Regions from separate parts of the Homo sapiens genome. Here region 2 is linked to region 1. Evidence: chromatin contacts called from ENCODE Hi-C or POLR2A ChIA-PET data. All regions are on one chromosome and are shown on one strand. The core of a region is the stretch at or near the end of the contact, and the rest is flanking DNA. Distances in the headings are between cores, read along the strand shown. Region 1 holds the start of ZMIZ1 (zinc finger MIZ-type containing 1). Region 2 has its middle 250 kb from the start of LINC00595.

What was found. Hi-C counts contacts between places; a loop is a spot of excess contacts on that map. ChIA-PET counts read pairs that join two places held with the same protein, here RNA polymerase II (POLR2A). Pooled maps may share reads with other maps.
Region 2: a loop to region 1 is called in a map of prostate gland, with 2.8 times the contacts of the local background. The contact joins the enhancer-like site here to the promoter of ZMIZ1 in region 1. A Hi-C loop is called at or near these places in 3 of 168 maps with a recorded cell type or tissue (Caco-2, PC-3 and prostate gland) and 1 of 50 pooled maps. POLR2A ChIA-PET finds 5 or more read pairs at or near these places in 1 of 52 experiments (PC-9).

Annotation. Positions count from the first base shown.
Region 1 is chr10:79,067,618-79,070,317 of GRCh38, reverse strand. It overlaps ZMIZ1 (zinc finger MIZ-type containing 1), which reads right to left and starts at 1,352. Exons shown (of 25, transcript NM_020338.4): 1 at 1,048-1,352. RefSeq lists enhancers at 342-391, 1,593-2,438, silencers at 592-1,571, 1,832-1,901 and a cis regulatory region at 1,034-1,719.
Region 2 is chr10:78,513,882-78,516,581 of GRCh38, reverse strand. No RefSeq gene overlaps it. Among named protein-coding and RNA genes, the nearest start is that of LINC00595, 250 kb to the right of the region's middle. Within about 2 kb of position 1,446, at least 4 of the 41 ENCODE cell types and tissues checked have a DNase peak (open chromatin) inside an H3K27ac peak, as active enhancers do.

The sequences.
Region 1 (2,700 bases), core at 103-2,602:
ACCGCGCCCTATCCCCGCCCGGCCGGCTTCCTGGACAGATGTCCCCAGCGAGGGGGCGACGCGCGCCCGCTGCCCGCGCCCTAGACGCCGAGGCCGCGCTCCCCACTGTTTTTTCCCCAGCCCAGACGCCAGGAATGTGAAGCAAGCTTCCAGAACCCGCCTCCCCCCCCCGACCCCGGCTCCAGCCCCGGCCCCCCAACCTCCGCCCCGGCTGGCCTCCCACTCCCCCGGGGCCACCGCCGCCGGAGACGGAGAGGAAGAAAGAACACGGGGAAATTACTTTCGTATTTGCAACGCGCGCGCGCACACACACGCACATCTTCCCCCTGGGCTCCCCTCCTGGCCGGGGCAGCCCCGTCCAGGCACTGGCCTGAGCGCCCCTCTGGCTTGCGAAGCCCTGGGAGAAAACCCTGCACACACACCTCCGCGTTTCTCGTTTGTACCGCGCGCCAGCTTTCCCCGGGCAATTCCCACACAAACAACTTAACCGCGCCCCCACCTCCCATTTACAAAAGTGTATGTTTTCCCTGGAAATTCAGACGCACAAGTTAACACCACCACCCCTTGCCATCCTGAAATCCAGCGCTTTCCCCAGCGGTTCCTGTACACACACAGGCGCACAACTTCGCATCTCCCCAGAGGAGGCGAAGGAGACCGAGGCGGTCCTTCCCTCCCTCCTCCGATTCCCGGTCCTGCCCGGCCCCCGGGTGTAGGGAGCGAGGGCTGGAGGCGCGCCGGCAGGAGGCGGGCACCGGGTCCGCGCGCGCACGACCACACTTACGCCCCGCACACCCTGACAAACCCGGCCCCCACGCGCAGCCCAAGCCGGCTCCGCGCAGCCGGGAGCTCGCCGGCCGCCGGGCCTCGGCCCCCGGCCGCCAAGGAGAGCGGAGCGGAGCCCGCGCCGCCGGCCGGTCGCCCCGCTCCGGGGGACACTTTAAGGGAAAAACCCCAGCACCCAATCCCCACGCTTGCACCCCGAGAGTCCCCGGGGAGCGGGAGGTAGCCCCGGAGCCAGCGGGCGCCTGGCTCTGGCCCCAAACTTACCGGGCGCTGCGAGCGCCGCTGCCGCCGCTGGAGGACGCGCCGCCGCCACCGCCGGGTAGGGCAGGCTCGGGCCGGGAGGAGCGCAGCGAGGGCGCCGAGATCCGCTCGGCTCCGGCTCCTGCTCCGCGCCGGCTGGGGCTGGGGTCACCGCGCTGCGCCGGCGTTGCTCGCTCGCTCGGCCGCCCGATCGCTGCTCGCCCGCCTGCCGCCCGGCCGCCCGCTCTCCCCGGCGCCCGCCGCCGCCGCTCGCTTTTTTAATGTCCACAGACAGTGAAAAGGAACTCGGCGTTAGGGGGTGAGTAAGTGAATCAACTCGCCCGGAGCCGAGCAAGTTGAAGTGTCAGATTACATTGGCTATTCTATTTCCAAAGGGCCCCGCGCCGCCGGCCGCCCGCAAAAGCCGGTGCGGAGTCAGGCCGGAGTGGAGCGCCGCGCCGCGCCGCCGCCGCTGCCGGCGCTCGGCTTGGCTCGCGCTCTGCGCTCTCTTTCCCCTTTCCTTTTCGCCTCTCCTCGTTCTCTCCCTCGCCTTTCCTTTCCTTTCTCTTCCTCTCTTCCTCGCTCCTCGGTCTCGGCGCTCTCCCAGCTTTTCTTCTCCTGGCTCCTGGTTCCCCGCTACGCCACCAGTCCACTCACCTCTCTCCTTGCCCTACTCCCTCCGCTACTCCCTGACGCCCCCTGCAGCCCCCAGCCCCCCTGCAGGCCCCAGCCCCAGTAAGTTTGGAGAGGGGAACAAATGCTGAGCCTAGGTAGGGACCACCTTGGGGAGGAAGCCAAAATCACACTGCTCACCCGAGAGCCCCTGCCCCGCGCTGGCACGCCCCCGCCTGGAGTGCACTCGTGGCCCCGGGCGCTGTCAGGTACCCGAATTGGGGTAAGCGAGTTGGTAACTGGACCTCCAAAGCCTTCCCCTGGGGTTGACTTTGGAATTGTTCCTACAGCCCGGGGACTGGTGGTTGGGGTGGGAAGAGGACCACCACCACCAAGGGTGACTTTGAGGGAGACTAGAGCGCGGCCCCCCGACAGCTGTGGGGGAGCGGGGGTGTGGTGGCCACAGTTGATCCGCGGCACCTAGCACAGTCCAGAGACGCGTGGATTCCCCTAGGCCCGGCGCGGAGCGCCCGGGGCGCTGTGCGCGCGGGCTGCGTGGGAGCTGCTAGGCTGGGGCCTGGCCCTCTGCCCCGGACTGGGCACTGCCAGAGATAGCGGAGAGCTAAGGTACTCACGAGGCGCAGTTGGGTGCACCCACTCGCGGGAGTTCCCCTAGCCGACCCACCCCCCCCCCCCGAGAGCATCCAACTACGCGCCCACTTTGGCTCACGTCCACTGCCACTCTCACGGAAACTCCTACAAGAACGGCACACACGTTCGCTCCCTCAGCATTGCAAACACGCTCCCCCCCAAACCACAAACGCGCCCCCACACACTCGCTTACTTTCCCTCACAAAGATGCCCGCTTACACGGCCACAGCAGGCACGCTCAGAGACACGCAGTTACACACACACATCGCTGTACACAACCCCACATACAATCAAAAAACAAAACACGAAACGTTCCCCTGGGCACTAAATCCTCACGTTAACGTACACACACAAACACACGCCCTCCTCTCCCACTTCCTCTTCCATACCCCTTCCTCGAGGCCCCCCACCCCT
Region 2 (2,700 bases), core at 197-2,696, 550 kb after region 1:
GTGTGCCAGGGGAGGGGCTATGGGAGCCGCTCCCACTGGACCCAAAATTCTCTGACCAAAGCTTCCTTCTTTATAGAGCTGTCTGCTCCTGCTGTGCCATCACCAGCCCTTCCCAGCCAAAATTCCCACCAGGTCCCCATGCCTGCGCCAGCTGCACACAGGGCAGGAGGTATATCCACAGCTCTGCCCAAGGGGTGGGGCTGTGAGGGACCCTCAACATCAAACCTGACAGACTGGCAGAAATGAGTCTGGGACTTCCAAGTCCAGCTCACCCATGCTGGGCCAGCCCTGCTCAAAATGTAGGGCTTCCTCCATACAGGATCTCCTTGACTACAGAAACCCTCAAATTCTGTTTTCTGGGGTGGAGAGGATTGAGGTCCTACCTGGAAACCAAACTGAGTGAGTGGCTATGTCTCTTGCATGCCCAGGGACTCTCCCAAACTGTCAGGAACCTGACACTTCCCTTGAGTGGGAATTTAATGTTGGAGAACCTAGGCTTGAACAGAATAAGGTAGAATGGAGTTCAAATCTCATCTCTGGCACATCCTGGCTGTATGATGTCAGGAAATCACATTTCAGGGCCTTAATCTGTCTATCAGGAAAACAGGTGTAATGATATGAATCTCCAGCTGAGAAGTAAATGTGATCATTCACAGAGGATGCTCTACACGCTGCCTGGCAGTGGAAAGTCTCTCTACATGGCAGGGATTATGGGTGTTCCTTTGTGGCACAAAATCCAGTTGTCCTCTCCTTTAGAGGCATGCGGAAGACATTCCTGCCCCTGGTAGTCAGTGACTATTGGCCATTTGGTGGTGATCTGTGTCACCCGAGTATAGGGCGTGTAAGGACAGGCATGCTTTTAACACAGTCTCTCCCCCTTCCTTGGTAAGCCACCTTTTGCAATGGCAGCATCACTAGATGATGAGGGGTCTCACCAGGCTGGATCTCTGAGACAGTACGTGGAGCAGAGCCCTTTACCAGCTCCTGCAGGGACTGGCATGTAAGCCAGAAATAAACCTTTATTGTATTAAGCTATGGAGTCTGGTTACTTGAGCAGACTCGGTGCATCCTGCAAATACAGCATCCGATTCCCTAGCCACCAAGTCAGCACCAAGCCTTTGCTCTTCATTCTGCATGTTGGACATAGGGCTTGGAGGCCCTGGGCCCTCCCTCTCCCCCTCCTCCCTGACAGTGAGCTGTAGCTCTCAGCCACTCCCTACCCACATTGCCTCCCCTCCCTGCTGGCCCTCATTGCTGAGGTCTGAGCAGGCTTGGGCCTGGACCAGAGGAAAGGGTGGCAGGAGAAGCCAGGAAGAGCGCTGTCTGGAGCTCCAGATGGACCTGCCCTCGGGGGCTAAAGTGCTCTGCTTGACTCAAAGCCCAGGGCAGCAGAAGTGCCCAGCACAGGCTGGCTGCATCTGCAGCCTCCTGCCCCTGGCACCGTGGTTGTAAACTCCTTCCCATAGAGAAGCAGAGAAAGGTCACACTGACCTCTTGTTTCCTCTGAATCAGCCAAATTTTCACTCCTCTGTTGAGGTCTGAACGCTAAACAGTGCCTTTTACGGCTGAAGATATTTTCCATAGGGCTGTAGAAAGTGAGCTAGAGGGACTGTCCACACCAATTCCATGGTACAGAGTAGAAAACTGAGGACTGAAGAAGGATGGGACTTGCCCAGTAGCAATGATTGTCATGAGACCAGAATCTTGCTACCAGCATAAGCACTGAGCACAAATGTCAATTAATTTTATTTTTCTAGAATCTGGAACTTGCTTTGTCCAGAGCTAAGTGGTTTAGCCAAAGAGATAGCTTCTGCTGACCAGGAATGTGATGTCCATTCTGAAAAGACCACAGCTCGTCCTAGCCAGACAGCGAACCCAGAGAGCGAACCCAACCTGCATGGCTGAGCCTGCCTGGCTGTCCAGCAGGGCATGAGCTTTCTGTGTGCTCAGGAGGGAGGCCTTGTGGTGGGTCCTCTGCATCACCAACCCCAGTGTTCTCCACTTATTCTGAATCATTTCTTCCAGAAGTAAAAACGCCCAAAAATTAATGACTCTGAGGCAAGAAGAGCCCTTGAAGACTGCATAGATGGCTGCCACTTGGGGCCTCTCCATGGCCCTCTCACCAAGCAGTCATCGAGCCTCTGGCTAAAGCCCTGCTGTGATGGGCAGCTCACTACCTCCCACGGTGGTTATTCCATCATGGGCTTTGTCTCAACATCTAAGTGTGATGTCCCCTCTCTGCTCCAGATCTGCCCTTTGGACCATGTTAAACCCCTCTACACCTTGACAGCCCTTCTAGAATGGGAGGCCCCCTGTGAATCTTCTCCATCTGGGCATGAACAGTCCAAGGCTATCAGCTTTCTTCACGGAACTCAGTGTCCCATCTCCTCACCTCCAGCCCCCTTGCTGCTCAAAGAATGCTCTGGCAGCATGGATATCACCTGCGATCATGTAGAAATGCAGCGTATCAGGCCTGCCCCAGACCTCCTGAATCATTATCTACATCTTAAGATCCCCAGGCCCAGTGTGGTGCTCATGCCTGTAATCCCAGGGCTTTGGGAGGCTGAGGCAGGAGGATTGCTTAAAAGGCCAAGAATTCAAGACTAGCCTGGGCAACACAGCAAGATGTAGTCACCACAAAAAAATTTTAAAATTAGCAGAGTATGATGGCATGTACCTGTAGTCCCAGCTACTCAAGAG